4 separate regions of the Mus musculus genome follow, and all the other regions are linked to region 4. Evidence: chromatin loops called from intact Hi-C (ENCODE). Cell type or tissue: heart. All regions are shown on one strand. Region 1 overlaps Ank3 (ankyrin 3, epithelial). Region 2 holds the start of Slc16a9 (solute carrier family 16 (monocarboxylic acid transporters), member 9). Region 3 overlaps Phyhipl (phytanoyl-CoA hydroxylase interacting protein-like). Region 4 overlaps Ccdc6 (coiled-coil domain containing 6).

Region 1 (8,000 bases), 170 kb before region 4:
GGTGACTTAATGTGCTAGGTAAAAGCGTCACCACTGAGCTAACCCGCACAGCCCAAGGCCTTTGGGGATACGCGCTAAACCTCAAAGTAGCCTAACCGCTAAGTACTAGCGTTACAGGCTGAGTGGTAGAGTACTTACCCAGCATGCACAAGGCTCTGCCTGGGTTCAGGCCCCAGCAGCAAATGCATCTCTTCACATACCTGTCCCCCACAAACTGGGAAATGCATGCGGGTAATTCTAGCTCTTTAGCCGCTGAGGCTGGACTATTGCAAGGTTTAGAGGACTCAGTTACCTATCCATCATTCCCAGTGGCAGTCTTTCTGGGCCTGGAGATCTCCGTGTGGCCATTGGGGACATAGAGGTGAATCGATAGGGGTGCCAGGTAGCTTACCAGCTCTATGGGTTTGGCCAAGTTATCCAGCTTGCATGTTGCCACTTCCTCAGAGGGAACAGTGAAGGAGCTTGGAACGACCCCTGGTTGAACAACAATAACCCTCTGTAGAAAGATAGTAGTAACATGCCTCCAACTTGTTTCAGAACTCACTCAGTTTTTCCACATAAATTGCTTAATAACAGTAGTTGCTAAGCCTGTAGGAACCCTCAATTGGGAGGCTCTATTATAAAAGTATTAGAAGAAGCAAGAAGGAAACAAGTGTAGCAGCTGGCCAAGCTCAGGCACAGCAGTGGCAGCAGGGGGAGATCTCAGCTTAGCCATCCATCCCTGCTTCAGGCGAGGGTGGTTTGCTACAGTCACTATCAATGGGTCTCATGGTAAACTGAGGCAGTCAGCAGACCAGGTTTCTACTCCTTTTCTTTACCAAGAAATGAAGCCCAAAGAGACCCAGACAAAGCCAGAGGAGGTAGTGACCATTCCTCTCCCCTTCAGAGCCTGAGGTAGTTCATCCCACTTGGGGCCTCTCTGGGACATTTTCCCAGAATGTATCTGAGATACAGATAACTTGCCATCTGTTTTCCGGATACAGGATGGAGACAGAATTGAAGCCAGGTATTTTGGCTCTTGCCATTTTAATTCTCTGTGTAGTAGGGACTTAATACTACCCTGTTATTAGGATTGAGGTAATTCACTTCACAGCAGTGCCAGATATATAATAAACGCTTAATAAAGAAAAATGAAGCAAATGCATTTTAAAATATGCATTCATCTGCTTCCAGTATGTCACTTAACCCCCTTGCTGGGAAAGAGCAAAGTTGAAAAGGCCTCATTTATTGGTACTAGCTGAAGAGGAAAACTGTTGTGAGATGGGTATTAGGCCATTAAGTTTTCAGCCAAGTGTGCACTGGTGCACGTCTCTAATCATAGCACTTTGGAGACGGAGGCAAGAAGATCCAGAATTCAAGGCAAGAATGAGACTCAGTCTCCAAAAAGAGAGAAAGGAAAGAAGGAAGGAAGGAGGGAGGGTGGAAGGGAGGGAGGGAGGGAATAAGGAAGGAGAGAGAAAAAAAGACAAGAAAAGAAAAACCGAAAACTAAAATTAAAGGAAAAGTAAACCTTAATTTTTGATTATAGTTTCATTTTGTAATGAAAATTACTGCTTTTTAAAAAGAAATAGGGCCAGGAAGATGGCTCCACAGGTGACTGTGCTTGCCACCAAGCCTAATGTAGTGGTTTGAATGAGAATGGCCCTGTAGGCCCATATTTGAATACTTGGCTCCACAGTTGATTGAACTGTTTGGGAAGGACTAGGAGGTGTGGCCTTATTGGAGGAAGTATGTCAGTGGGGGTGTGAGCTTTGAGGTTTAAAAAGCCCTCACCATTCTAAGTTAGCACTCTCTTTCTCTCTCTCTCTCTCTCTCTCTCTCTCTCTCTCTCTCTCTTCAGTCTCCCCCTCTCCCTCCCTCTCCCCCTCTCCCCCTCTCCCTTTCTCTGCCTCATGGTTGTGGGTTGAAATATAAGTTCTCTGCCTGCTTGAGAGCTTACCTATTCCTGTGTTCCCTGGTTTGATAGTTTGGGGCTCACCCCCTGAAACTGTAAACCTCCAATGGACTCTTTCTTCTATAAATTGCATTGGTCGTGGAGTCTCAGCACAGCAATTTAAAAGTAACTAAGACACCCGAGTTCAATCCCTGGGACCCACATGGTAGAAGGACACAACCAACTGCCACAAGTTGTCCCCTCCATACATACATTGTGGTGTGCATATATATATATATATATGCATGCACAGACATGCTGTATTAGTCAGAGTTCTCTAGAGTTACAGAACTTATGAAATGTCTCTATATATTAAGGGAATAAATTGTGATAACTTACAGTCTGTAGTCCAACTAACCCAGCAGGGGAAGAGACATGGGAGGGGTGTGAAGGGAAGAACAGGGCATTTCCTGTGTGAACAGCAAGACCCCATGAAGTCCCTCAGGGGAGAGGTGATGTACAAAGGAGGTTCTGCCTCTTTAGAGTCTAGGGTCTGCACTTTCAAGGAGCCAGAATTTAAAAGGAACTTGAGGAATTCCATACATGTTGATTAGAGAAGGAAGTCTACGTAGATACAGATTCAGGAGCAGCAAAAGATAATTTGCTATCCTGTGTCATCTTAGTTAGGGTTTTACTGCTGTGAACAGACACCATGACCAAGGCAACTCTTTTTTTTTTTTTTTTTTTTTTTTGGTTTTTCGAGACAGGGTTTCTCTGTATAGCCCTGGCTCTCCTGGTACCAAGGCAACTCTTATAAGGACAACATTTAATTGGGACGGGACTGGCTTGCAGGTTCAGAGATTCAGTCCATTATCATCAAAGTGGGAGCATGGCAGAACCCAGGCAGGCATTGTGCAGGAGGAGCTGAGAGTTCTACCTCTTGTTCCAAAGGCAAACAAGACAAGTCTGGCTCCCATGTGGTTAAGAGTGGGGTCTCAGAGCCCACTCGCACAGTGACACACTTTTTCTAACAAGACCACACCTCCCAATAGTACCACTCCCTGGGTTAAACATTTAAACCACCACATGTGTATACCTGATGAGGTATGCAGTCTTTATTTTCAGAGTAGGGCTAGAGGTAAACACTGGCAGCATCAAAGTCTTAGAAACGAATGTCTAGATTTACTCTTGATCTATAAAACCCCTCCAGATGTCTGTGTACACATTAAGCTTTGGGAAGCATGCTCCCAGGACCCATCGTTGGCACTGTGGCTTGATCGAACGCTAGAACTAACTAGAGAGTTGGCGTGGGAGTGGTTGCTGGTTTTCATCACTGGCCCCTGTGGGCGTGGCGTGGACTGGACACTGGGGCTCATTAAGTCATATTGTACAGCCATAAAGTTTGAGAACCAGGAGAGAATGTGACTCCAGTAGATGTGAGAGATAAATCCTCCAGTGTGTACTGGGCTCAGAACAAAACAAAAAGCAAACAAACAAACCTGAGTACTTCCATGGGACTCTAAATTGGCTCTCAGGTCAGCACCTGAGCCTTTGCTAGATCTGGAGCCGTGTTTTGTAAGTATCATTTAACATGTTTCTTAAAGTGACAATGAATCAGTATCAGAGTATCTGTGATATTCTTTCTACACTCCCATTTTTTACATTCAGAAGGCTACGCCTAGCCCACAGGCACACCCCTCCTTCCAAGGTTTCTGTTTTTTTTTTTTTTTTTTTTTTTTGGTTTTTCGAGACAGGGTTTCTCTGTGTAGCCCTGGCTGCCCTGGAACTCACTCTGTAGACCAGGCTGGCCTCAAACTCAGAAATCCGCCTGCCTCTGCCTCCGGAGTGCTGGGATTAAAGGTATGCGCCACCACTGCCCGGCATCCTTCTAAAGTTTCTTAAGTTCTTTCTGTTAGCTGTGCTCACAGAGCTCCAGATTCCATTTCTGAAATGTCATCGTGGAGCCTGTCCACAACATCCCGTCCATCAGAGGGCGCTCTCACCTCAGGTGGTTTTCTAGCAAGTTGCTTAGCCAAGGTCCTCGTCCTCTCTGTGCGATGCTGTTCTCGGTAGGAAATGTTTTGCCACACTAGCATTGCTAAACCCATGGGGTTGGGACCTACATTCTGGCCACCTAAGAACAAGAAAGATTTGAAGGATGACTACTGCTTTTTAAAAATAGCAACATACAGAGGGCAGGATATAATTAACCCAATATTAAGAAGCTGTAAAAACGGGGCTAGAGAGATGGCTCAGCGAATAAGAGCGCTGACTGCCCTTCTGAAAGTCCTAAGTTCAAATCCCAGCAACCACATGGTGGCTCAAAACCATATGATCATGAGATCTGATGCTCTTGTCTGGAGTGTCTGAAGACAGCTACAGTGTACTTACATAGAATAATAAATAAATCTTTATATATATATATACATATATATACACACATATATATATACACACATACACACACACACACACATATATAAAACAAAAAGCTGTAAAAGCCATCCACTCTGTCTAGAAAGACAATATTGGCTTACACTGAGAAGAGACAGGCTTTGTTTTGTTTTTTAATACAAATTTAACTTGGGACGTTAGCTTGGTTATTAGAAAATATAAAGAAATGGGTGAGAGTTCACCCATCCTGTCTCATGTTTGTAGAAACTTACTAGACCTTATTAAACTTGTCATAGAAGAGGTGGGTTAAAATTTCACATCCCAAGGAAACTGGGAGACTCAAGGGCAAGTTTAGATAAAACTGCTGCGAGTTTGCCCAGAGTGAAGAGGGCAACCATGATTGAGCCACCTAAGCAGCCTGGTGCCTGGAAGATTTGGATTTAATGACAGCAACCAAGGTGTGAAAATCCTGATCGACAGGGTTTGCCCACCCTCTGTAATTGGATCTACTGAAAGTGAGTCACTTTCTGTCCTTGGAGGAGCACAAGTGTTGAAATCTCAGAGGAGTGGGTACTTTGGTGTTCTTGGCTCCAGTCACTGGTGACCTGGGGCGGGGAGGTCAGTCCCTTAAAAAAAAAAAAAAAAAAAAACACACAGTCAGACCCATAACAGGAGACCAGGGGACGAGCGAGCAGTTCCAGGGAGTTTACCCAGGATGGGGTGACCTGGGTGCTCCATCCAGGAAAAAACGTGTCTGAATAAACAACCTGAAGGTCACTAGGATGCTTCAGTCCCTGCCCCTGGGTAAGCAAGATTCTAAAGGTTCTCTGTGAGCTTCAGAAAAGATTTGCCTGTGACTGAAAAGGTTTGGTGTTTTGTTTTGTTTTGTTTGTTCTTATAATCATTCCTGCCTCGAGGTGGAAATCAGCTTCCGGACTTGAAGGAGAAGGCGAGACTCTTCTACGAAGCAGGGAGAGCAAGGGACAAAACTTGTCTTCTTGGGGTGCAGGCCAAGGAGCGACAAACAGCTCTTGAGTAGCTGAGGAGCCCTGTATTATCCCAGTTTCAGGATACTCCCAACTCATCCTTGAAAGCCACAAGCTCAGGAAGATTGTGTGATAACTCTCAGAATCACCTAGCCAATAGCACTGATTTCTGGGCGCTTTCTTGGATCCCCTAGGGCCTGGTCCCCTGAGGTACTTACCAAGAACACCCTATTAACAAGCCGAGGGTCCTCAGTCTCTGAACCCTGGACGGTGAACAGCAAAGATGTCCTCGGCAAGCTCTCCTTTTATATATAGAAAGGCCAAAGCTGTGTCTCGGTTGGTGAAATATTTGCTAGAGTGCAGGGATCCCAGGTTTTAGACCCCAGCACCACAAACCCTAGTTACTGTGGCAGAGGCGGGATGATCCGGAGTTCAAGGTCATCCTAGGTTACACAGCAAGTTCAAGGCCAACCTAGGCTACATGAGACCCCGTATCCAAAAAAACCACAAAGATAAAATAAAATACAAAGCAGACAATGAAAACTAAACTTACCGCCTCCCATTTGTTTCCCTCTCTGCAGGACCACTTGGTCATACTGCCAGTATTGAGAAACTCACCAGAGATCAGCAGGAAGAAAAATAGTCACCAAGAGTGGAGTGTGGGTCAGCTGCTTCCACCACACGTCAGTGACACGATTTTTTTTTTGTAAACGCAGAAGGAAAACGAAAATCACATTTTTTCTTTCATTTAGCATGAGCCGATCTACAAAGCATGGAAACTCACATTCATTCCCGGCACTGAAATGCACACTGAGCAAGTGCAGTGTACGACACAGGAAGCCATGTTCTTCAGACCCGGTCTCAAGTAATTTAGTGTCATTTTCAAAGAAGACAGACAAAACAACACCTGTGCCACCCAGGAGGAGGGGCAGCAGAGGACGGAATGATCAAATCAAGAAGACACACTAAAATTACTAAATTCACAACAGCTCGCCTTATTTTTCTCGGACCCAAACTAACTGTCAGGGTATAAACACTGTTCCTTTCTTTCTTTCTTTCTTTCTTTCTTTTTTTTTTTAAAGAAAAATAATAATAATAATAATGAAAAAAATCAATAGTTTTGCTGTAAATAATAACACTGTAAATTCTAACAGAAGAAACTACAATAAAGAATTATAAGGCACCCGCCTCACAGAACACAAAGATATCACAAATGCATCCAAGGACAGGCGTCCCAAGTGACTTCACCCTGGACAAGGATGGGGATCCAGCGCTCTCGGGACTCTTTCACTGACTCTTGTATATTAGCAATTATGTTTGTACACGCAAAACTGCTAGCTTGATTTTAAAAGAAAAAAAATGCAAATCTTTAAAAAGGAAAAAAAAAAAAAAACCTGCTGCAAATTTAAATAATTCCCCAAACGAGGAATTCTGTAGTTCTGTGAAAAAAAATTTTTTTTTCTTCAGAATATTAATATTTTGATGCATGCATATCACCTTATTTTGATTAAATCTTTTCCAATTTTGCAAACACTACAGTCTCCTGCAACATGGGAGATTTTATCTGTAAACACAAAGCCCTTCATCTAATATTTATTGCTATTGCCAATTTTTCAATGAAATGACCAAAAATGGAAAAAAAAATAACTATACAGTAGTTTGCTTGGGGGTGGGGGGAGGGGCGCTGTTAGTGCTTACAGGGGGGAAATGCTTGCCACTGTAGAAGTGGATGGTGCTCACAAGAGGCCCCAGTCGTGGGTATTTAAAAAAATGGACTGACCGGAAATCCGTATCTAGCAGGATCGAAGCGCACTGTAAAAAAAAAAAAAAAGACAAAAAAAAAAAAAAAAAAGATCGCTGTATTGTGTACTGGCTCTGAGATGTAGACCCCTTTCAGCAAGCCAATCACTAGTAACCATCCCAGCAGTGCCCCCATTAGGTTAGCGGGGCTGCCGCGTTTTATAGAGCATTTTTCTTTGGGTTTGGTGAGGTTCCTTCATTCACTATCTTAACTTGAAATCGACCTCCACGGACACCTAGCTCTAAATGACATGTATGAGAAAAGCAGACGCCGGATAAGCTAGTCGATTATTTAAGCATATAAAATAAACTGTGTTCAACTCTTCACCTACTTGGGTTCCACAGTGTTCTTGTATCCTCTGGCAAAACCTAGCTGTCTAATCCCCAGTCACAGGGGCCCTGTCTGTGCCTCCAGTCACTAAAGCCATACTCTGGAACGTTCTGCTCTCTCCCGAAAACACCCACCTTGCATAAACTCTGTGCACTTTGTGGGGGAGCTAAGAATTTAAAGATGAAGTAATCTTCGTCTATTTAGGCTCTTCTGCCCCATAGAAGAAGATGGGATTTATAAGGCCAGTGTGTCAAGAAGTTATGCTGTTCCCAGGGAGCATCTATCTGTGGTTGATTTTTTTTTTTTTTTTTACCCCCCAGGAAGCATTGGTTTAGGTTTTGTGTCATTAGTTTGCGGGCTTGGAGATTTTGTCATCACTGTTCTTGAGACAAGGTCTCAAAATGTCTGCTTAGTTTCTTAACTGATATGTTGTCAGAGCTTACAGATTGAGAAATTTTGCTAATAACTCGAGATTTTTTTATTTTACCAGTTTATTTTGGTACTGGTCATCATGCATGCTAAAAGATGTGAACTACCACTAAGCAGCACCCTCGGCCTTCCCTGGATATTTCTGAGACGGCCTCACTAGCTGGTCCAAGCTGGCCTTGACTTTCCG
Region 2 (8,000 bases), 48 kb after region 4:
ACATTCCTGGGCCCTAGAGCCATGTATAACTTCACTCCTGACTTCACCTCTCATGACAATGGGGAGTAGATGTTCAGAGCTTCATTCTCTGTACCCAGACTCCCCACAGGGAAACCTCAGCTCATCTCCCACTTACTGGGACCAGGGCCAAGGGTTTAGCCTTTCTTTCTTTTTTCTTTTTCTTTTTTTTTTTTTATGTATTTATTTATTATATGTAAGTACACTGTAGCTGTCTTCAGACACTCCAGAAGAGGGCATCAGATCTCATTACAGATGAGCCACCATGTGGTTGCTGGGATTTGAACTCTGGACCTTCGGAAGAGCAGTCGGGTGCTCTTACCCACTGAGCCATCTCACCAGCCCGGGTTTAGCCTTTCTTTAAGCTCGCTTTCATTATCAGCAAAACACGCTCAGGTTTCTCGGGAAGCCATAGGAGAGTTGTTTAAATGGCATTGGTCTCTCATGATATGAGCTGTGGGTCCCAGGTGTTTAAATCGTGGTCTCAGGTGAGTGGACTCCCTTGAGTTACGGATTCTGCGTGTTTAAAACTGTTGATCTCAGATGAGTTGGCTCAGATGAACTGTGGGTCCTCAACGTGTAAATTCAGGGTTTGTGTCTCACATCATTTTCTTTTTTCCTAAGGCAGTGGAAGGAATATGGGTCTCCTCCATCACAGACCCACACTCCTGTGGATCCAACCAGCCACAGCCCCTCCGAATGCCTATATCCTCATCCGTAAGTAGAGACAAGAATGTTTAACCATAGGAGAGGGCTCTGAGAGCAAAGAAGATGTCAGAGTTCTGGGGAATCAATGGACTTTCAGAGAATGATATTTATTTCTTGTCCTTCATCCTTTAATCTTCAAATCATTTGTGTGGAGAATATAAAAAGATTGAAATGTAAATCTGGAGAAAGGAGTAAAATGTCATGTAATGAATCTTCAAAGTTATTTGCAACAATAAAAACTATTTTAAGGCCCAGAGAAGATGGCTCAGCAGTTAAGAGCACTGATTCCTCTTCCAGGGAACTAAGTTTAACTCCCAGCACCCAACTGTCGGCAACCCCAGTTCCTGGGGATCCTATGCCCTCTGCTGGTCTCCTCGGGCACAAGGCACGCATGTGGTGTGCCGACATGCATGCAGGCAAAATACTCATACCCATAAAACAAAAATACATAAACCTAAAACATTTGACTTTAAACAAATACTGCGTATGCCTAAGAGAAAATGTCTTACCTACTTTTGTTATTTCCTGCTGTTAATTGGTGTGTGAGAAGGAAGTAGAATTCACTTAATGATCGACAGATCTCTCAGGAAACCAAACAAAACCCTAAACTGTGTTTTCTTTAGTTACTGTCGTTTCAAAGTGCAGGGTCTTTGCAACTATGCTGTCATTAATAAACAGGGGATAAACATGTCTACAGAAACCCGCCCTTAGAAAGGAAGGAAGGAAGGAAGGAAGAAAGAAAGAAAGAAAGAAAGGAAGGAAGGAAGGAAGGAAAGAAGGAAGGAAGGAAGAGAGAAAGAAAGAAAGAAAGAAAGAAAGAAAGAAAGAAAGGGAGGAAGGAAGAAAGAAAGAAAGGAAGGAAGGAAGGAAGAGAGAGAAAGAAAGAAAGAAACCTGCCCTTTCTTCATAAGTCAGGAAGAAGAGCTGTGTCAGCAGGGTGAGTAGTGGACCAGGGTGTTGGTCTTCCTGCTAAGACTCCTGCACCAGTCCGATACATCCACCCAAGCGTCCTCCCAACCCTCTGATGTCTTTTCTTTTGGTTTCTGCTGCTTTCCTGAGATGAGAATCAAGCTGGGACCTCCATCTTATTCTCTCAATGACTGGTGCAGCACATAGAACTGGGGCCCCTGAGAATATTTACAAAGCCCTTCCTAAACAAAATGTTTGATGGTGGTAGCAATATTAGGCAAAGAGCAAACCCATCAGTTTGGGGCATCGCCTATATGCCCTCTTGAGCATGCCTCCAAAAACTTTGCTTCAAATTATTTTCTTGCCAGGGCAAGCTCATTTAAATTCAGCTTCATTACCAGCCTGCCATGTTCTCTCCCTCTGACAGGTTAAAAGTATATTGACCTCTGGGCCAAGAGCCCCAGCTGAGTCTACAGTCCCTGGCTCTTCATGTCCCCTGAAAACACTGGGGACACGAGGAGGAGGAGATGGTTTTAGTTTCCTTTCCTCCAGTCTCTCTGCGCTTCCAGACCCAGTGTGGTGGGGGAGGGACTCCTCGGGCTGCTCTGGGTCAAATTCTATTTGTAGATACAAGGGCAGGGCTGGCCTAGATCACTGGGCTCTCTTGCTTGTTCCACCACAGAGTGGCTAAACAGAGGACCTCAAGGGATGGGGGCAGGTGGCAACTTTCGAATGGCATCCAGGTGGCATGCCCTTTATTCCTGGAGCTGGCCTCCAAGCGCTAGAGCAACCTTGTAGCCACCTCACTCATTGAACAAGCCAGGCCTTGCCATTGCTTGAGTCTAGCCCTCAGGGTTCTGTTTCACAGTAAAGCAGGAACCTTGCCGTTGCATAAGGACACTCCTTCATTCTGTATGGACGGGCATGAACTGGCCTGAGTAGACAGGCCCCTCCCACTTACTGTTAAGAGACACTGGGAGCAGAAGGGAACAAACAGCCTGTGCTGATTTCACACAGCTGAGGATGCAAATAGGCAGGGTTTCCCAAACAGTTTCACAGACAGTAACTTGTTTGATCTGCACGTGAGGGCATCCGCATGTACTCTGGCAGCTGGAATCTATGCAGATCAAGGAAAGCTTTCCAAAGTACCTGTTCCTGAAGCACAGAGGGGGAGATGAGATAGGTTTTCAGGCAGCTGTAGATACCGTGAGTGAACACAAGTCATCCGTTCTAAATGAGACCACCATCGGGAGTGGATACAGAGCCCCTTTCTTCTTCACAAACACATTTTTAGGATGCTGACAGCTTTTCCTTTCTTTTTCCTCCCATAAGGTTTTTGTTTGTTTGGATACTACCTGCCTTCCATGGGCACTGTTTTGTTATTGTTTTTAATTGGTAGTGTTTCTTTTCAGATGAGGTCTCTGTAGCCCAGGCTAGCCTAAAATTCATTATGTAGCCCAGGATGGACCTGAACTCCCAGCGATCTGCCTCTTCAATTGGGTATAGGTGTGAATCACCACAGTGGGCTACTGTTACTATTAAGTATTTTTCTGATTTTTCTTCCACTTTGAGTGTGTGTGTGTGTGTGTGTGTCTGTGTGTGTGTTTCTCAGCAACAGTCCACCTTGGTTTTGAAGAGAGGGTCTCTAAGTGAGACCCGGAGCTTTCTAATAAGGGTAGCCTCTACCTCTTTGGTGCTATGGTTTTGACAGCAGCTGCAGTCATGCTTAGTTATACTTGGGTGCTGGGGGTGGCAAGTAAGCTCTCTCCGGGGACAAGAATAATATGTTTGAGAGGACTTCTCCATAACCTGAATAGAAAGGGGGTGTTGGAGAGAAGCGCTAAAGCCACTTCTCAGGGTGGTGGGCATGGCCAGATTCCGTACCTTTTCTGACTTCTCAACCCTCCCCCACTCTCCACGATGCAGGCAAGATTCTGAAAATATCATAGATAAGGAAATAAGCTGAAAAGACCTAGGTGGCTCAACTCTTAACTTTGCAGGAGGTAGTCCTTGCCGCCTAAGAACGCAGGCTTTGCGTGGTATGAAGGGAATTCTCACGCTGTTAGATAGACATAGTTCTCTTCAAGAATTCAACAGACAGAAAGTTAATGGGGCAGAGGGTGAGCACACGCCACATTGCAGACATATCCCTGGAGCGAACGGTGTCCACACATTCGTTAGCCCCTGGAACCCTAAAGTTTTCTGCAGTGGGCTTCGGTGACAGCGCAGAGAGCCATGCATGGTAGGTAGCTCCAGCGTGAGTTGCTTTGCACCACAGCTAGTGACAGCCTGGTTCTACTTCAAGACACCTGACGGTCTTCACATAACTTCTCCCTCCCTCTTCGACCTCCTGGACACCCGCCTTTCCCGCGGAGTTGTCCCAAAGGAAAGCCCTTGGCATCTTATACTCCCTACTGCCAAAGAGTACCAACTTCACAAAGTTCTAGGTTTCTAGTTCGCTTTCCTCTGGGATCTCTGCCCACGAGTACAGCTCTGGCCAGGAGGCTCCCAGCGACCCAGGGAAGCCAGGGAGAGCAGGCGACCCTTGTATTCAGTTCCACACAGGCTCCTCGCAAATGCACACGGTGCTTGGCGGGGGGTATGCGGGAGAGCTTCGGGAGACCAAGGGGACTCGGGTCCGGCCCTCCCCCCACTCCTAGCCGGGCCTTAAGCTACGGGTGTAGACGCAGCGCCCCTACCGCCGGCTTTTCCACCGCCTCCATCTCCTCCTCCTCCGCCTCCTCTTCCTTCCCCCAGCGGGCGTGCAGTCTCAGCCGGTTCAGACTGGCCAGGGTGCCCCTGCAGAGGAGATCTGAGAGTGGGACCACCCCGGGAGTGACTTCCCGGGGTGGGCGGTGGGGGTGGGGAAGGTGGAGCCGGCCGGGCGGGCTGCACTCCATGTGTCCCGAGGGCAGAGGGCGGCGGCCGTATATTGCGCGCAGCGGGACTGCTCGCCCAGCGCAGGGCCCGGATCAGCAGCTGCGGCCGGAGCTGCGCCCGCGGCCCCAGCCGAGGCCGGGACTCAGGTAAAAACCCCAGGAACTGGGAAGGTCCCGGCGGGAGCTGTCCCCTCACCCTGCAAACTGCACCGAAAGGAGGCGGTGCTGTCACCCGCGGGTGCACAGCTACCGGCCGGCTTCTGGTCTGCCCGGGCTGAAAGCGTCCTGAGAGCGCCGCGGAGCACTCTGCACCCTCTTCTAGAAAGAGTAACTGCCTCTGCAAAAATACTCGTAGGGTTGCCTTTTGCAGGGAGAATGGGGGAGATGAGAGCTCGGATGTCACCAGATGAGTCTCCTGGGATACCTTCTACGTGTGACCCAAGTGGGTCCTCACTTCCCAGAAGGCCGCTCCCGAGGAGGTGGGCTCAGGTGCTGGGGAGAATCCAGGCTGGGGCGCATAGGTTTGGTAAACTGCAAGGACAGCAGCTCACGTTGCGGGCAGATCCTGCTGGGTTCCGGGCAGGGCAGCACCCGGGCTGCGCTACAGGGTGTAGGAGCCTAACGGCCAGGCGGCTCCTCCGCCACCTGAACAAAACTTAGAAGGATTTTGGTGCGCATGCCTCAGCTCTGGTTCGCCTAGGGAACCCTTCTTTGGTTTTAGCCATGCACAGAGGCTTCAGGGGAAACAGCAAGCCATGGAACTTGACCATCAATCAGGTCGGGATTTTACTTCGTTCTTGGAATGTCAGGTCTATGCAGCACAAATGATCCGGAAAGTTTAGGCAGTGTTTACACTACAGATATTATTTACATATTATTTATGTTGATATCTTACTTGCCTCATTGGGCCCATCTGATGGGCTACAGCTCAGTGGTAATAGTTAGACATCTTGACTTGCCCAGATTGGCATGTTCACCTAGAGCAGAGCAGAGCAGAGCAGAGGCCACTCAGATACTCTTAGGCAACAGACGGAGTGAGCTAGGTTGGAGAAAGAAAGGGTGTGCCGATTGGTTACAGCCTCCGTTAAACACTTTGTGAGCGCAGAGAGTAGTGTCGGTACCCATTAACCACCCTCGACTAGCAAATAGAAATTAGACAATAAAATCTTTTCACCTGCCAACTGGCAATAACTTGTATATTCAGCACCGCCGATGTCCGAAGAGCAGGTTTCCTTGCTTCCCATCCTTCTGTGTTTGGGTAAGTGGAGAGACAGGGATCCTACTCGTCTCTAATGAAGGTTCTATAGAAAGGGCCAGGGGCGTGGTAAGATGGCAAAGAGTGACATTAGGAACTCTGGACTGGATTTTTAAATTTTTTTTCTTTCTTTTCTCTCTCTCTTTCTTTCTTTCTTTCTTTCTTTCTTTCTTTCTTTCTTTCTTTCTTTCTTTCCTCCTCCTCCTCCTCCTCCTCCTCCTCCTCCTCCTCCTCCTCCTCCTCAGGGTCGTGGTAAGATGGCAAAGAGTGAAATTAGGAACTCTGGACTGGATTTTTTTCTTTTCTTTTCTTTTCTTTTCTTTTCTTTTCTTCCTTTCTTCCTACCTTCCTTCCTTCCTTCCTTCCTCCCTCCCTCCCTCCCTCCCTTCCTTCCTTCCTTCCTCCCTCCCTTCCTTTCTTTCCTCCTCCTCCTCCTCCTCCTCCTCCTCCTCCTCCTCCTCCTCCTCCTCCTCCTCCTCCTCCTCTTCTTCTTCTTCTTCTTCTTCTTCTTCTTCTTCTTCTTCTTCTGTTTTTTGTTTTGTTTTGTTTTGCTTTTTGAGACAGGGTTTCTCTGCGTAGTCCTGGCTGTCCTGGAACTCAATTTGTAAACCAGACTGGCCTCAAACTCAGAAATCCACCTGCCTCTGCCTCCCAAGTGTTGGGATCAAAGACGTGCGCCACCACTGTTCGGCAGTATTTTCTTTGCTTAGCTCTGCAATACCAGCTATGACAATGGGGAGTGGCTGGTGTCTGAATGTCCCAGCAGGTCCTGGGCTTCAGGTACAGCTGGCCACTGCCTAGAGCAAAGGTTTTCAACCTTCCTAATGCTGTGACCCTTTAATACAGTTCATCATGTTGTGGTGACAACCTCCCCCCAGCCATAAAATTATTTTCATTTCTATTTCATAACTGTAGTTTTGCTGTTAAGGATCGTAACGTAAATAAAGGATATGTAGGATATCTGATATTCGACCCCTGTGAAAGGGCCGTTGGACCCCAAAGGGTTGCGGCCCACACGTTGGGAACCGTTGGACTAGACCAAGAGGCTAATGCTTAGATAGACGCCATCAGATTTGCCATCTTTATTCCCTCCTTCCACTTTTGAACCCTCTTTTTTTTTGTGGCCCTTTTCTTCATTAAAACTTCCCCCAACTTGTACAGATAGACTGCTGTTGTGTGAAGAAGAAGAGGGGTTAAGGAGACAGGAATCGGGGTCTTTCTTGAGGGACCACAGCTCTCTGGAAAAGAATCATCTAGTGAGAAGTATCATTCAGTTTTAATTCAGGATTGTCAAAGAAGAGAAGCTGGTATTCTAAGCCAGCTTAGTGTTTATGTTTAGGGTTGTTTTGTTTTGTTTTGTTTTTATACCAAATGATTCTTTGTAGACAAAAGGGTTAAACTATAATTAATTATTGAGCCCAAAAATAAAAAATAAAAAATAAAAGGTATGTCCTCTATTCAGTCTGGTAGGAAAGACAGCATGCTTCTGCATATGTATGGTGTAAGATGTCAGGGAGGAAGGAGTCCAAAGGCAGCAAGACTAATATTTACGATTATTAAATAACAAGAACCTAGAGGACTACGAGCAAACGTATATGGTGGGTTCAGGGTCTCAGCCAAGACTGAAATGGAGAGAGGAGTCTCCCTGGTGGGAAAGGGTTCTATTGAATAAGAGCCTAGCACAGGTGGGGAGAGCGGGCTGTGTTCCGAGGAAACACAGCTGCTGGGAATGACCGGGCCTTGGAATTTACACTAGCCAAGGAGGCTGGCAGATAAGGTGGCAATAAATGGGATAGCTGATGCTAACACACTGACTCGAGTTTGAATATTGCCCTTGGGATGTGTGGTAACCACCTAGGTGTTCTTGAATAGGTTTTTGGCCTCCAGTTTGGTCTTCTGAGTTGCCTCTAAAATCAGTAAAGGATTAAAGGTCCATGTTCGTTTCCCATCCACATTGCTGGGAGGTGTGGGGGGGGGATGACGACTAATGTGTTTGACTCTAATAGCCTTTCACATCCGGTTGCGATTGTCTCTAGACCCACCTGGGCCAGTAGGGTAACAATACACTATCTTATTTCAGTTATTCATCATCTTACTAACTACTGGTGCTTGTCCAACCTATAGCCATGAAGAGCCACCCAGTTTTTATTATAGACTGAGAATTTTCATCACTCAACTAAGGAACTAGTCCATCTTGGGGCGAGCGAGATAGCCCAGTTGTGAAGAACATG
Region 3 (8,000 bases), 370 kb after region 4:
ATCTCCTTCACATTCCGTGGTTTGAAGATAGGGGCTGCTGTCACACAACTGTTGGAGTCTCCTGTGCTGATTGATACTGAGGCACCTTGCAACTGGCCACAAGTTCTAGTAACATCAGTGCTAGACTGGAGTCTGGGGACACTGTAGAGTCAGACAGTTGCCTTGGCTACTGATCCCAGCATTGCAAGACAAATCACAGAGACTATACTTTTCAGTTTATGATCAAACTCAAAAGCATCCAACCTAACTCAAATTCAATATGCCATCTGAATCACATGCCAATGAATGAAAACATGTTTTTGGGTTGAGTTTTTTTTGTTTGTTTGTTTGTTTGTTTTTGTTTGTTTTGTTTTGTTTTTCAAGACAGGGTTTCTCTGTGTAGCCCTGGCTGTCCAGGCTGGCCTCGAACCTAGAAATCCACCTGCCTCTGCCTCCCAGGTGCTGGGATTAAAGGCATGAACCACCACTGCCCAGTCAAAAACACGTTCTTAGAGTAGGTATTTCATAAAATCACAACCACATGAACAGACTAAGGCAAAGGAAATAGAACTCCAAAGGAAAACAACCCATAGTCCGAAATGTTTGAAAGACAATCAAAATGAGGATTTCAACAAACTCGTGAGCATCCAGAGTATATAAATACAAGGCAATGAAGAAACTGTTTTAGGGCAAAGTGTTTCCAAGGATATTTAAAAAAAAAATCATAAAATACGCCTGTCTTAGGGTTTTACTGCTGTGAACAGACACCATGACCAAGGCAAATCTTATAAAGGACAACATTTAATTGGGGCTGGCTTACAGGTTCAGAGGTTCAGTCTGTTATCAAGGTGGGAGCATGGCAGCATCCAGAGAGACATGGTCCAGGAGGACTGAGAGCTCTATGTCTTCATCTGAAGGCTGCTAGCAGAATACTGACTTCCAGGCAGCTAGGGTGAGGGTCTTAAAGTCCATACCCACAGTGCCACACTCCTCCAACAAGGCCACCCCTATTCTAACAAGGCCACACCTCTAAATAGTGCTACTCCCTGGGCCAAGCATATACAAACCATCACAAGAACGAATCAGAAACCTTGGTGCAAAATAGTCAATGAACTAAATACAATTGCACAAGCTGCTAAGACACGTGAGGATGGAATTTCTGAACCTAGCCGGTCTTATAGCCAACAAAAGAACAGAATGCACAAAGAAAGCCTGTAAGATTTAGGATGTAGTTAATCAAATATTCATGTCCCAGCAGTTTTAGGGTGAACAGAACAGGATTAAAATTTTTTTTAAAGAAGTAGACTTTTTTGAGATGAGGTCTCACTTTGAAGCTCCAGGTGGTTTCAAACTCAGAATTTCCCAACTCAGTGTCCCAAGGGCTGGGATGTGATACCACACCTGGCCAAAGACAAAATTTCTATTGCCCTGGTTATTATTATACAATGTATATCAATTATCACAACATAAAGATGTTCATTATACACTACTGGTCACAGAAGACCAAGCATGGCTCAAGGATTATACCTTCACACTACAGAGGACAGAAAAAGCAAGAAACCTGTTAGTGTGTGTATTTTCAAAGGCAATTTGGAAAACCATACTTGTTTACTAATGTGAAAAGAGGAGCCTAACCCTAGCAGCTCAATCCTGGAAGGAATCCCAACATATTTTCAAATTAAGCGAAAGGGAGTAGAGGAGAGACACAATAGACAGGTTCTCATGCTCCATATCTGTTTCTGCCTTGAGAGCCTATACAGTTGTATTTGTTATTTGAAAAGGAAGAAATTTTGTCACCCACTTAGACCAGATAGAAGTGTTTGCTCCATATGTTTTGGCCATTTTAAGTCCAGACACAGGCCTGCTTGTCAGGTTACCTCTCATTGTTTGTTTGACAGCACCAACATTTTTCCCAAACACATTGTCTACCTCTCTTGCCTTCGGTGTGGCCCAGGCCTCTATTATTCCGTGCCTTGACTCTCCCCTCACTGTGAACTCCTACAGTGTTAAGCAGCAGCTGATCTAGGGTAGAGACAAGGTAAGCCTTGGCTGTCTTCCTGACCTCCTCATGGGTCAGGATGTGGTTCCATCAAGGCTGGGTTCTGCCCACTGCTGCTGCTGTTGGCTGACTCTAGCCTCCCTGTGTTCCCAAGAAGAGTAAAACCACATCTTGATATTTGCTGGTTGCTTTAGTGTCTCATTAGCAGCTCAGCTATGCTTAAATTTGAGTGGAGGTCTCATTAATTAATTTGTGAATGGAGGTTCTCTGTAGAGTTGCCCCATTCTTGTTTTTCTTGATGGGTGCCTACCAGCATTTTTAAGAATGGAAAGTTCAAGCTAGTATTCTAATAAGGATTTTTTTTTTTTTTTATCATTACTATCACTAGGCTTCTCAGAGTCTGTGAGACAATGAGGTAGGCTGGGGACCTGCCACCATCATTAGAAAAGCAATAGGCTTCCAATTCCATCACCTGACTACTATCCAGTGGTGTTTATTAAAGAAGTAGATTAGAGGCAAGACCAGGCCACATGGAGGCCAGGCGAGAAACACACTCCAGGAGCAAAGCCTGTATCTTCTCTAACTTGCTTTCTTACCACCTGAAATATCCCTTTTTTTTTCCTTCATTTTCTTCAGTTTTCAAGATGTTCCTTGGTATAAATTTCATCAGATCCTTATACCATTTGGGGGTCTCTCAGCTAAAACTCATAGGCATATGCTATTTGCTAAATTTGGAAATATTCCAGCTCTGTGAGTCTCAGCCCCACCCTCCTGTTCTTTCTGGGTCTCTGACAACCAGGCAGAAAAAGGAGAAAGAAAATGTATTCAGATAGAGAAGCCCCTAGCCTCACTAGTGAACGTGAACAAGGTCGGATGCAGGAGGCATTTTCACTGAAGGTGTGCTCATGTTTTAGTCTTTTTTTTAGAAGAGAAGACAATTAGTTCAGCCCTTATGGACTGAAACAGGATTTATCCACAACTTCTTCAGTTATAATGACGTATAAAGATTACCGGGTAATTGTAAGATTTCTTCATCAAGCATTCTGAAGATAACATTCTAAAGGGATTCTAATCAAGGAAATGTACCCTGACAAACACTTTCCTAATTAAAATGCAAATCAAGATCCACGGAAGTAAATACCCTTACTAAAGTTCACTGCGTAGAAAAGGGAGTAGTTTTGTTGTTATTTGTGGTCTTGGGGCTTGAACCTAGACTACTGCATGCCTGGCAAGCATTCTCCTAGAGCCCCACCTCCAGCAGAGAGAGAGGGGGCTTTATTTATTTTTAAATAAAGCTTTTCAAAATGATGAGGAATTCTACCTATGCCTTAGTTAACGGTGTTTGTATTTAATGCTTCAAGATACAAGTTACATGGGTTTTACTGCTATTATTTTTGAAATTAAATCAAAAGTAAGTTTTGTTGTTGATACAAACATTTTTCATGCGGGTAAACTGGATTTAAATCATGTAATGTGTACAATTACTTCATCCATTTCCAGGTGCTCAGAGTTTGACTGGTTTGAATTTTTGGAAACATTTATGAGAACAAATTAAGCAAATATTCTATGCCAGGAAAGCCTCTTCCCACAGAAGAGTCAGAAAATCCTAGAGAAATACTGACCCCCAGTGGCCGCACTGGGCAGTGATTGGCAGCAACCCAGCAACCTGAATATACAGCAAAGCTGTGTTCTTTTGATGTGTTTCTTAACAGAGGCAGTAGCAATCGTGGAAAGTTTTTGGTCTCCACATTTTATATTTAAAAACATAAAAACTGTTTGGGCTGAATTTACCAGCCATTCTCAATTAATGACTGACAAGCATAATAATTTGTCATTCAGTTTAAATTAGGTGAATGGCATCCACTCAAAATTATATAGACTCCTGGCCACTTAGAACAACAGACTGAAATCTGTACTTATAAGCTATTCAGACAAAAAGCAGATGCGTTTGCTATCATCAAAATACAATACAAACACAGGGCACAACAAAGTACTTTGTTTTTTGTTCAAACATCCCCTCAGGCTCATGCATTTGAACACTTGCAGGTCTCCCTCCAGCTGGTGGCTCTGTTTGAATAAGGGCTACAACCTCAGCAGGTGGTACCTTGCTGGGGGAAGGAGTCCCTGGGGTGGGCCCTTAGGGTTTAGCCTAGCACGGCAGGCCACAGTCTCCCAGGATGTCTGGCAGTCTCAGTAGCCTGCTACCATGCTATCTTATACCTGCTACCATGTCTTCCTGGACAGACTCTGCCCCCAAAGCAGCTACAAGGCAAAAATGTTCTTCCCATAGTGTGCTTCTCAGGACCTCAGTGGTGAAAAGTGACGGAGGTCTTCTAATTCTACAACATATATGCCGAACACACTTCTTCCACTATGATTCCTTGCATTTCTACAGCTTGGAGCTCATGACTGATTTAAGAGAAATTAGAAAAGTATGCAAAAATTTAAAAATCTATCAAAACTTCCTGATTTTTTTCATACATAGTCATGTAAAGACAAAACTCCTTTATAACTCTAAAGGCATTAGGTTCTTATTCATTTTGACTGATTTCCTTTTGATCCGGGTCCCTTGGCGGCACCCTAAACTGAGCTTGAATTCATGGTGACCCTCCTGCCTCATCCTCTCAAGAGCTATTAATATAAGATTGAGGTGCCACATGCAGGCTAAGGCTTCAAAAGAAAACATTGTGTGGATTGTGTGCAGAAGTTCAGAATCACTGTAGTGTGTCATTTTCAAAGGCTTTGTCTCCCAGGGCTGGAGAGATGGCTCAGCAGATTACAACATTTGCAGCAATTCCAGAGAATCCAGTTTTGGATTCTCAGCTCACGTGTTGACTCCCGCCCATCGGTAACTCCAGTTCCAGGCGACCCAACGCCCTTCTCTGGGCTCTACAAGAATGTGCTCTTCAGACATATATGAAACCAAGATACCTGAACGCATAGATACTGGTGACTCTTACCTCACATAGTCAAAATACTCTTTGTGCTGGTTCCGATAGAAAACAGAGAACTTAAGCATGCGTCCTGCAATCACGTCAGCCTTCTCCAGCAGCTGTGTTAGATGAACTTTGGAGTAATCTGAAAAATTTAAAAGTGTCATATTAAGCAATACAGTACCAGAAGTGTCAGCCACAGAATTGATAAATCAGAGATTATTAAAATACATCTTTACGGGATTCAACTTTGTAAAATAGGAACTTATAAAAAAAATCCATCGTCTTTCTTTGGCTTGTTTTTATTTCTACATAAATATTTGTTATGGTTCATGGTTATTTCTTAAAATATTTGTGTGCTTTTTTACTCTTTCAAGTTTTAAAGACCCTGAAGCAACAGCATTCAACAGTGTTTCATAAGCTAGCGGCACTCTTCAGTGCCCAATCAGCTGATACAATGAGTCAAGGTACCTCCCACTCTGAAGGACAGCACAGCAGGAAACCAGAGCTAGTAACTGCCTGAGGTTGACAAGATCAGTATAGCCATTTTACTGGTACAGAAATTGCATCTGGCCAAAGTGTAATGATTCTCCCAGCTGTCGGCTTCAAGGCTAGGCCTCTGGAGCCTACTTGAAGGTCTCCAGCTCTTACAGCCCTCAGCATGCTTAGATGGTTTTGGTTAGCTTTTGTTTTAAAAAATTGAGAACTGCTGTCAAACTCCTACATCAAAAAATAAGAAAAAATTTTTGATATATAAGGATTAGTCAAAATCCAACCTGGTTAAACTGATGCATGTAACTGATTTATTTTAAAGCATGCAATGTACCAGACACACGCACAATTAGATAGCAAGGCTAAAAGAGAACAATTATATGGTTCTCTTTGAAGAACTCACAGTCTAAAGGAAGAGAAATATAAACAAGAACATTTTTTTTCAAATGGTGTTGGGTTGTTATAGACTAGAGACTGGTTAGCCCATGAGAGAATAGTCTATTCTATTTCCAATACCTTGCACAGTGCCTAAGTCACAGTATTAAAGACTTAATTGATAAGACTTAAATGAAATGGTCCTTAGTTAGTTGATAAGCCTGAGCAGCAAGTTCCCCTTAGCTTTTAACTCTGAAAATAAGGAAAAAGTCATGTACAGAGAAATACTGTAGACCAGTTAAAAGCTGGCAGTTGGCATTTTCCTCCTAACTCTTCACAAAAGTTATGAGATGTAGGAAAAATGATAAAGTAATACAGAGATCACTCTAAAAAGACTGGTTTTGTTCTTTTTATTCCTAGAAGTAAAAACAATGTATCATATGACAGCTATGCATCCCTGTGTGTGTGTGTCTGTGTGTGTATGTGTCTGTGTGTGTGTTTGTGTGTGTTAGAACTGCCAAGCGTTTTCTTTAAGCTAAAGAAGTCATAGTATATCAGACCTTTCTTTAGTATAACGTTGGTTCTGGCAGATAAACTATATAGCTCCCTTGAGTCGGAAAATACCAGGATACTATTTGTGTATTTACCCAGAAAAACGAATGTCATCTAGGTGGGGCTCCATTTACCAGCAATGCTTGAGACCAGAAGTGTTTCAGAGTTTTGAATTTGGGGAGGTTGGAGTATTTGCAAATACTTGCATAGTTTTACCACCTCATTCCAAATTCAAAACTGCTCCAAAGTTCCAAATATTCTGGGCACCTTTTTCAGTGCTCAAAACGTTTCCAATTTCAGGGGCTGGAGAGACAGCAGAGTAGTTAAGAGCACTTGCTCCTCTTTCAGAGAATCTGGTTTAATTCCCAGCACCCACCTGGTGCTCACGAGCATTTACCATGGATCCGATAACCTTTTCTGCCTCCACCCTCACTACCCAACACCAAGTCTACACACTGAAGCTCAGATACCCCTTCAGGCCTATTTATAAGTTTCAGACTTCAGAGCATTCCAATTTAATTTCTGGGCTGTGGATATACAACCAACAATATAATACGCAAAGACTGTGTGTGTGTGACTTAAATTAAACTTCCCTTGTTGGGTGCTATAAAAATAAATAAAAGGGATTCAGGAGAGGATGAAAGTTGAGGTAGACACTGGAGAACTGTCTCCAGGGGAGAGCATTCTGCTACTGTTAATTTAATGCAGGCATCTCTAGCTATTTCATTGCTGACTAGTGAACTATCATAATTATACCTAATCTATCCTAAAATATCTATTTACATTTTAACATCTCTGATATTGTCTAACCATCTTTTAGTTGGCATTTTTTCCTTAATGACACGTTAAAACGCTGGATCTTATAATCCACAAAATAAAGAGAAATATAAAAAATATGGTACTTGCAAGGAAATTTTTTACCTTGTCCTCAGACACTGAAATCTTTAGCAGTCAAGGGTGTTAAAAATTCTTATCAGCTTCACAGAGTAAACAAAGAAGCATGAAGATGAAACCAAAATGAGACAGGATGTCAGCCATAGAATATGTTCTTAGAGTTTTATACTGGGGTTTGAGGTTAAGAAACAACAATAGAAACCAGGATAAGTAGTGGGCACTCCTGTGTAGCATCTAAAAGAATGCAGGTGTGAAGCCATAGAGAAAGGTTGAGGGCTTATCTAAAGATACCCACAGATGAGAAAGTTGCTAACCAACCTGGAAACAGACCAGCCTATTATTTTCTGGATTTTTTTTTTCTACAAGCTCTTTCATGTTTAATAGCCTCTCTCTCTCTCTCTCTCTCTCTCTCTCTCTCTCTCTCTCTCTTTTGTGAAGTGTATCTGGGTGCATGTATGTGCATAGTGTAGAGGTCAGAGGTCACCTCAAGGCCACCCACCTTACTTTTTGAGGCAGGTCACTCTCAGTGACCTAGCGCTTTCCCAGAAGCTAGGCTGCTTGGCTACCAAGTCCCTGGGAACTTCCTGCCCTTGCTATTCTAGAGCTGGGGTTACAAGCATATGCCAGCACACCTGGCTTTTAAAAATGGCTTCTGGGATCCATGCTTGTAAGGCAAGCAGTATGAGCTATCTCCCCAGCCTTCTCGGAATTTTTTTAAAAAAATAGGAAAAAGTCACCCAGGTAAAGAGGAAACAGTAAAACCCCATCTGATCTTC
Region 4 (8,000 bases):
ACATGCATAGTAAACCTCCTGTTTCCAAATTATTAAAGAGCCAGCCATTGATGCTGCTCCTGGTTCTTTCTGGGAGCCATTGTGAGAGACTAAAAGATTCTTAGGGTGTTTGTTTGTTTGTTTGTTCGTTCGTTTGTTTAAGTTTTAATTTCTCTCTTTCTAAATTTTTGATTACAAATGTGTTAGCCTAATGTGTTGGGGAGCATTTCCCAGAATGCTCAGCAGTTGTGATTACTGGTCACACCCAGGTCACCTCTTCTGGAGTGATCAACGGGATCCTCTGTGCGTGCTAGCATGGGTGCTGTGTGTGTGCACGTGTGCGTGTGTGCATTCATGCCTTAACTTGGGTTACTGCTCAGCTTTGCCGTCTGACTTGGTCCTCACCAGCATCAGATTGTATTGTGCATCCTGATCTGAACTTCATTCTGGTAAAAAAAAACAACAACAACAACAAAACCACAAGGTTGCAGGTAGCACAGGCTGGAACGCATTCCTTTGGAAGAACGTCTGCTCAGATGGACCCTGAGATGTCTCCACGGACTTTATTTGGGACTTTGTTTGGAAAGAAAGCCGACTGTAACTTGGGCAGATGTCGACAAGGAAGAGGGGAGAGCCAGATGCCACCATGCCCTCTGCCTCTGCATATCCGTGTGCTCTGTGTGTTGTGTAGGCTCATCTACAGCTTACCTGGCTTGGAGTTCAGGTAATGGTGGCCATCCTGACATTCTCTGTTGGAGTTTAGAGAGATGTAAGACGTCCAGTTAATGTCTTATTTACTTTATGTTGATCAGTCTTTAATACATGTGCTGAATCAGAAAAACCTAAATAAAGATAATTTTTTAAAATGTACTCCTGGAACTGTCAAATTTGTTTCGTCCTTTCTGTTCTTTGAGTTGGGAATGATGGTTGGTTAGTGTTGGCACCAACAGACAAAACCAGATTCTATTACAAACTCTTAACGGCATCCGGAGGAAGTACTTGTAGGTAGCATCAGTAGGGCCAGTGTGGGTTTCTATTTTTTCCTTTTTCTAATTTTTTTAAAATATACTTAGGAGAAAAAAGCTACACGTATGGATGTTTTTTGCCTGCATGTATGTCTATGCACCACACGTGCATGCGGTAGCCAGAAGAGGGCATTGGGTCTCTCACACCTGCAATTACACGTGGTTGTGAGTTATCATGTGGATGCTGGGAATTGAACCCGGGTCCACTGGCTACCCACCCTGATGTTGAACTTGTAATTGAACTGTGTTTTCAAATTCAAACAGTTAAACCCAAGGGGTTATAAAATGGAAGCTACACTCCCAAAATGTCTCACGTGGACCAATATGCACTGGCACATGCCATAGGACATTTCAGGGATGATGATGAGTCCCAGAGGATTACAGTGACCTTGGCAGCAAGGCTGTCATGAAATGCTGTAGTTGGTCATGTACGTAGCCTGGTATGGATCAGTCTTTGACATCAACCTTGTGTAAACATCACTCATCATTTGTACGTAGTAATTGGTAAATTTTAAAATGTATTCCTACTTATTGAAAAGTTTACCCTTGGGCTAGTAAAATTTCCCAGAGAGTAAATGTGTCTGCTGCAGGCCTGACAACCTGAGTTTGAACCCTTGGACTTGTGATAGGAGAGAGCCAACTCCTGCAGGCGTCCTCTGACCTCCGCAGCCCTTCAGTACATACATACACAAAATCAATAAAAGGTAATGCAATTATTCACTTAAGACAGCTTGCATCGCAGCAGCGGCTACCTTGATACAACTCATGTCTGCATTGCTTCAGTAGGTCAGGAAAATAATATGTGGGATGATCTGTGTAGGGATATTTGGGGTCAGTGTCCATGTGTTGGGTGTGTGGCGTTTTGGTAAGGCTGCGGTTGGCAGGACACAGGAGTGGAATCCTTTAAGGAATATGGTCTTCAGGAATTCCTGATAACCATTTCAGTGAGTCAAGTCGTTTAAATCCACCCTGCCCCCCCCCCCATTTTTTTAAATGCGAGAATTTGCCTTGGGTCAGAGAAGACTTCTAAAGGAATTGACCTTTAGGCAGGGTTCAGAACAGGTGGTTGGAGTCTCCGTCCCAATTTCACGAGTTGGATGGGGGAGGGGCTCCAAGGAGTGGTCAGTGGCAGAAAGGAAGTCTGCCCAGGGCAAGCGAGTTGGCTGCTTATGTGGTGTGTACCCAGTGGGAATTCCCAAGGGAGACTTTAGTCAAGCTTCAGGATTGCCCTACCTGCCGACGACGCTGCAGAGCCACCTGGTCCTTTGACCCGTTGGAGAAAGGTGACCCTGGACAGAAGGTTTCTTCATCCACATCCAGGTTCTCTGTGTTTCCAGAGTCCTGTGAGGTGGCAATGCTTCGTGAGGGATTCCGGCGAATGACACCATAAAAAGTCAGATAGTTGGGGTGTCGGGTAGCCATCAATCATCCCCTGACTTGGCCTGGAGCATTGATGGAGAATTAGAAGGCATTTTTCTTCTTTTTTTCTTCCTTTTTTTTTTTTTTTTTTTTTTTTTAAAGAGACGGGTCTCGCTATGTTGTCCCCCAGAGGCTGGATTGCAGGGACTATTCACAGGCACGATCCCACTACTGATCAGTACAGGAGTTTTGACCCGCTCTGTTTCCTACCTGGGCCGGTTCTTTCTCTCTCTCTTTCTCTCTCTCTCTCTCTCTCTCTCTCTCTCTCTCTCTCTCTCTCTCTCTCTCACACACACACACACACACACACACACACGCCTTAGACCACCTGGTGGTCTCCCGCTCCCAGGACGTCGCCATATTGATGCTAAACTTAGTTCGGACACCCAATCTGCATAGCGCACTACTGCCCAGAACTTCAGGACTTGAGATCCTCTTGTCTCAGCCTCTCAAGTAGCTGGGATTACAGGCGTGCGCCACCACGCCCTGCTGCATTTTTTAATTCAAATAATAAGACAAACCAAAACAAAAAAAGACTCCTGGTCTCTTTAGAAAGAGTTACACACTGGAAGGCTGTGCGGTCATCCCCGACTTTGTGCCCGATCCTCTTCCGAGCCCCTCTGTTCAGCACTGTAGTCGCTAAAGCACAGACCTGCAGGCTTCTGAGTTTGTGAGCTATTTGGAGAGGGCATGTGATAAATACCGGAAGCCCAGCACAGCTAGTTCTTGTGTTTGCTCACAGAAAACAGGAACAGAAGTTCAAAGTCTGGCTTGGAGAGAGGCATATACCAGAAGTTCCCGTACTGGTACAGATAATAAGAAAAATGTACCCTGGGGACCTTGATAAATGAACCTCAAGTTACAAAGTAGGACCAGTGTTCCTGGGTTCTGTTAGCTGTTCTATGGGCTGCAGCCCCTTCAGAGGTCAGCAACCCTTTCATAGGGGTTGCCTAAAACCATCAGAAAGTACAGGTCACCACATCATGAACTGAATTTAAGTGTTTTAGCACTAGCAAGGTTGAAAACCACTGGTCTAATGTGTTCCATGTGTCTACAAGATGGGGTCTCTTGGTTTAGAAGGCTGAACGGAGACGAGTCCAGCTCTATAGAAATCCTAACTCCAGCTTGTTTAAAAGTCCTGGTTCTCCAGAGTTTCCTGGTGCATACCTTTAATCCCAGCACTAGAGGGAGGCAGTGACAAAAGGATCATCTGTGAGTTCCAGGCCAGCCAGGGCTGTGCAGGGAGACACCCCACCCCCACCCCCATCTCCGTGTTACCTCTGTAAGAACAGCCCTGATTTGTATGGCCTGCCAGTTTCTTCTGTGTAATTCAGGAGAGACTTCAAGCTGCACGTTCCATCGTTTTATTTACCGTGTGGCTGCCTACGCTATCAATATCCTGGTGAACAGGAGAAGAGACAGACGCTGGGGACGTAGTTTAGGGGTAGAGCACTTATCTAGCGTGCCCACAGCCTTGGGTTCTCCCCACACCCCCAAACCAGAAGTGGTGGTGCTTGCCTGCAGTTCCAGCACTAGAAGGTGAGACGGGCAAGAAGGTCAGTACTTGGTGTATGAAAGGCCAGCCTGGAATAGAGGAGACGCCGTCTCAAAGAAAATAAAAGAATAAATTTTTTAAAAAGTGTTGTGTTTGAGGATCATCTTCATTTTGTATGTGATTTTTGTCCTTTAATTTTTAAAGATTTATTTATTTTATGTATATGAGTACACTGTAGCTCTACAGATGGTTATGAACCATCATGTGGTTGCTGGGAATTGAATTCAGGACCTCTGCTCACTCCGGTCAACCCCACTTGCTCAGGTCTAAAGATTTATTAATTATTACATCTAAGTACGCTCACTGTAGCTGTCTTCAGACACACACTAGAAGAGGGCATCAGATCCTATTATAGATAGCCATGAGCCACCATGTGGTTGCTGGGATTTGAACTCAGGACCTTTGGAAGAGCACTCACTGCTCTTAACCGCTGAGCCATCTCTCCAGCCCCATATAATTTCGTTTTTAAGTGTCTGTGTTCTACAACCAGATCACTGTGTTCCTGGATGTCAGCTGTTGGCTCTCATGAGCTTTGCCCAGAACATCTGGCCTGAGGTCAGTAGAGGCTCCACTGTCCAGCAAGCATGTCCGTCTCTTGGCCCACCGTCCACATGTGACCGCAGGAGCCTGAGAAAGGCCCTGAGTGCAGCCCAATAGAAAAAATCTTAAAACTTCTTTGAGCTTGATGTTTTTGCATCTGGGGGAGTGGCTGGTTGGTTTGTGTCTTCACCGTGCTGTTCTCAAGCATAAACTTCACAGATGACCGAGGGACACCGTGGTGTTACGAAGTCTGGACATGCAGTAACCCTTGGTGCTTGGTGATTCTCTCTGGACACTGCCAGGTGGAGGCAGTGGTTTATGTGGGAAGCTCACATCACCCAAGCACAGCTCCGGGCCAGGAGCAAGCCAGAAATGAAAGTGACAGGCGACACACAGCAAACTGGCACTCCCTTGGGAGTCTCAGGACCCTGTGGGAAATGTCTCTCTCAGGTACAGTTCCAGAAACATGTGATCTTAGCCATTTCATGAGCAAAATAAACCCCACAAGAAAACAAGTCTGGGTGAGATGCAGGGTGAGGGGTCGGCCCTCTGATGTTGTGGCTCTGAGGTACACTTGGTGTCCTGCTGGCTGCATCAGATACTTGTAGTATCTTCCACCTTCTTGCTAGCAACCCTAGGGCAGTACATCAAATGTTTGCTAACTGGTCACATTATGTCAGCAGCATGTTCCTTTAAATCAACCCTATCCCCTTGTGTGCAGAGGCCCAGGAACAACCTTGGATGTTAATCCTCCCCTTCCATCTTGTTTGAAACAAGGTCTTATTGATTTCCCCTCCACTCTGTATCCTAGCTAGTTTTCTTGGGAGCGCTCACGGATCTCTTCCCTGCCTTGCATCTTTACAGTGGAATATTGGAGTCACACAGACAGACACACTGTTCTGTGTTTGGGGACTCCAAGCTCAGTTCCTTAATACTCAAAACAGGAAGCACTGTCCCCAATGGACTACTTCCCCCAGCTCATGGCAGGACATCTCTGACACCCTGAGCCCCCTGTTCTGTGTGGATCAAGTGACCTTTCATTTTGGTCCTTGAACCCAATGGCTTAGCTAACTGAAAGCCAGAGAACTCTGAGATACAGAGACACCCCCTCTGACACTCCCCCCCCCCCCAGTCTCTGCCATTCTCAATGTCCACAGGGGCAGACTGTGTTGGGCTTTGGTTTTCACGCCTGACACATCAGAGGGAAGATTTCTTTGGGTTCTCAAAGTACCCAGCCGAATTCTTGGGTCACATTCTCTGCCTCACCATCTGAAGAAAAGTCCTTGGTTTTCCTTGCTTTTAGAACCTTGCTCCACCCAGCACCTCAGTACTGTTTTAAAGGAAGGGCAAGTCAAACAGCCCAAGCCGGAAGGAGCAGATGCGCCTGTCCAACAGTTAAGTAAACATGGTTTTTATGCTAGACTGTGTGTGCTTCAGGAAAAATAACGGTTGTTTTAATCGGCAATAAGGTCCTCTGTGGGCAAACAGGTTTCACTGCCATTCAGAGAGAGCAAAGGCTATTCATTTATATTATCAGGCCACTTTCTACAGAGAGCCACCTCCCCTGCTCCTTCTGAGACTAGAGCAGGGGAGGGGGGTCCCAGGCTTGACCTGGAATGTGTATGAGCCTGGGCCCTGAGTTACATTTTGTCTGTTTTTGGAGAATCCATGGATTTCTCATCAAGCTTGGACTGGCCTAGTTGTGTGTCTAAAGGCAAGTGCCTTCCATTCAGTCTGGGCACTGAGTCAGGTTTTTGAGACTTTGATTTCAGCAGGAACTGGTATATCCTCAGTAATCTTTTCAAGAAACACCGAATACACAGCTCGTTTGGCTCCCTGCCTCCCTGCCTCCCCTTTCCCCCTTCTATCTTATCAAGATGTATGCTTTTGCCACAGGCACACCTGTGTATTCTGAGAGCCCAGGCTTCAGAACGTGGCCTTGTGACCAGAAGGTCTGCTACCAGAGCTGATAGGTTATTTCTCTGCCGGTGAAGTAAGCCAATTCAAGCCAGATTAGATTATATTAAAGGCAAGTTTATTGGGCAACTGTTCTTGAACGCCCTTTCTGGCCTCAAGGACTGAGGCCAACGGAGTCGCCATGGGGACAGGGAATAGAGGAGAGAAAGAAAGGGGTTGAAGAGAAGAGGAGAGAGGAGGAGGAAAAGATCAGAATGTCTGGATTATACAGGGAGGAGCCTCTAGGGGGAAGGGTAGCCCAGCCCCATGGTTGGAAAGTTCAGGGTTGGGAGCAGGGAATACCAGGTAGGGAGTGAGGGATGCTGGGAGAATCTACAGGCCAGATCTGCTTTAGTATGTTAAGAAGAATGCACCTCAGTCCCTTGTCCTGGTCCAAAACCAAAGGCGCACGTGACCTCTAACACTGATCCTTGATACTCATCTTTGGATGAGTAATGTAGCCACCCTGAATCTTTTTTTGTCTTCTCCTCCAGGCTGCGCAAGGATATGTGCGTCACCCCCAAGTAACACTCTGCCAGACTGGAGCTGAGGACTGTGTGTGTATGTGTGTGTGTGTATACGTATTTTATATATATATACACACATACATATATATATATATATATATATATACATACATACACATACACACATATATATACATACATATTGCAGATGAGATTAATAGTAGCACTTTTTAAGACTTTTTCTGTCTTTTTCTACTGGGTACCATGGTGCACACCTATAATCTCAACACTTGGAAACTCTCGCTGTTGGTAGGATCTAGAGTTGCCATGGAAACAAGCTTCTGGGTGTGTCTGTCGGGGTGATTCCAGAAGGATTTAACTGAAGAGAGGAGACCTATCTTAAATAAAACTGGCAGGGTTCTGCAGGCTGAGGGCATGAACTGAGTTAAAAAGAGGAAGTGAGGGCTGGAGAGATGGCACTGACTGCTCTTCTGAAAGTCCTGAGTTCAAATCCCAGCAACCACATGGTGGCTCACAACCATCCATAATGAGATCTGATGCCCTCTTCTGGGGTGTCTGAAGACAGCTACAGTGTACTTACATATAACAATAAATAAATCTTTTTTTAAAAAAAGATTTTTTTAAAAAAAAGAGGAAGTGAAATGCCAGTGGGCATCAGTCCTGGCTTCCTGATTGTGGGCACAGTGTGACCAGCCACGACACGTGCCTGTGCCCATGACATAGCCTCCATGATTAGACAATATTCACCTTTCGAATAAGAGCCCAGAAAGTTCCCTTCTATTCTTTTGAAAGATGTTATTGGGGGCTCGAGAGATGAGTCAGTGGTTAAGAACACTGACTGCTCCTCCAGAGGCCCTGAATTCAGTTCCCAGCAACCACATGGTGGCTTACAACCATCTGTAATGGGAATCCAATGCCCTCTTCTAGTGTGTCTGAAGACAGCTCTAGTGTACTCATATAAATGAAAATAAATAAATCTTTAAAAAAAAAAACAAGAAAAACAGTTGCTGAGTGTAATTCAAGTACTCGGTTTCTTTA

What was found. Hi-C counts contacts between places; a loop is a spot of excess contacts. Peaks named below come from ENCODE experiments on the same cell type or tissue, not always from the same donor. Only the 100,000 strongest peaks of a DNase experiment are listed, where the experiment ranks them.
Region 1: it touches region 4 in a loop (2.7-fold over the local background); 7 of 42 quality-filtered maps call a loop at or near these places.
Region 2: it touches region 4 in a loop (2.4-fold over the local background); 8 of 42 quality-filtered maps call a loop at or near these places.
Region 3: a loop joins it to region 4, with 2.7 times the contacts of the local background. A loop is called at or near these places in 5 of 42 quality-filtered maps.

What each region holds. Positions count from the first base shown.
Region 1 is chr10:70,017,998-70,025,997 of GRCm38, forward strand. It overlaps Ank3 (ankyrin 3, epithelial), which reads left to right. Exons shown (of 43, transcript NM_146005.3): 43 at 5,835-8,000. Among named protein-coding and RNA genes, the nearest start is that of Ccdc6, 75 kb to the right of the region's middle. In heart, a CTCF peak has its summit at 3,859 (motif pointing right); no DNase peak of the experiment used is centred here.
Region 2 is chr10:70,240,718-70,248,717 of GRCm38, forward strand. Slc16a9 (solute carrier family 16 (monocarboxylic acid transporters), member 9) reads left to right here and starts at 4,559. Exons shown (of 6, transcript NM_025807.3): 1 at 4,559-4,661. In heart, a CTCF peak has its summit at 4,332; DNase peaks (open chromatin) are centred at 2,274 and 4,404; H3K4me3 peaks cover 2,189 bases; H3K27ac peaks cover 1,367 bases; H3K27me3 peaks cover 1,289 bases.
Region 3 is chr10:70,560,236-70,568,235 of GRCm38, forward strand. It overlaps Phyhipl (phytanoyl-CoA hydroxylase interacting protein-like), which reads right to left. Exons shown (of 5, transcript NM_178621.4): 4 at 4,939-5,056. Among named protein-coding and RNA genes, the nearest start is that of Phyhipl, 35 kb to the right of the region's middle. In heart, a CTCF peak has its summit at 3,606 (motif pointing left); no DNase peak of the experiment used is centred here.
Region 4 is chr10:70,192,352-70,200,351 of GRCm38, forward strand. It overlaps Ccdc6 (coiled-coil domain containing 6), which reads left to right. Exons shown (of 9, transcript NM_001111121.1): 9 at 1-849. Among named protein-coding and RNA genes, the nearest start is that of Mrln, 8.3 kb to the right of the region's middle. In heart, a CTCF peak has its summit at 3,597 (motif pointing right); DNase peaks (open chromatin) are centred at 3,150, 4,520 and 5,440; H3K27ac peaks cover 406 bases.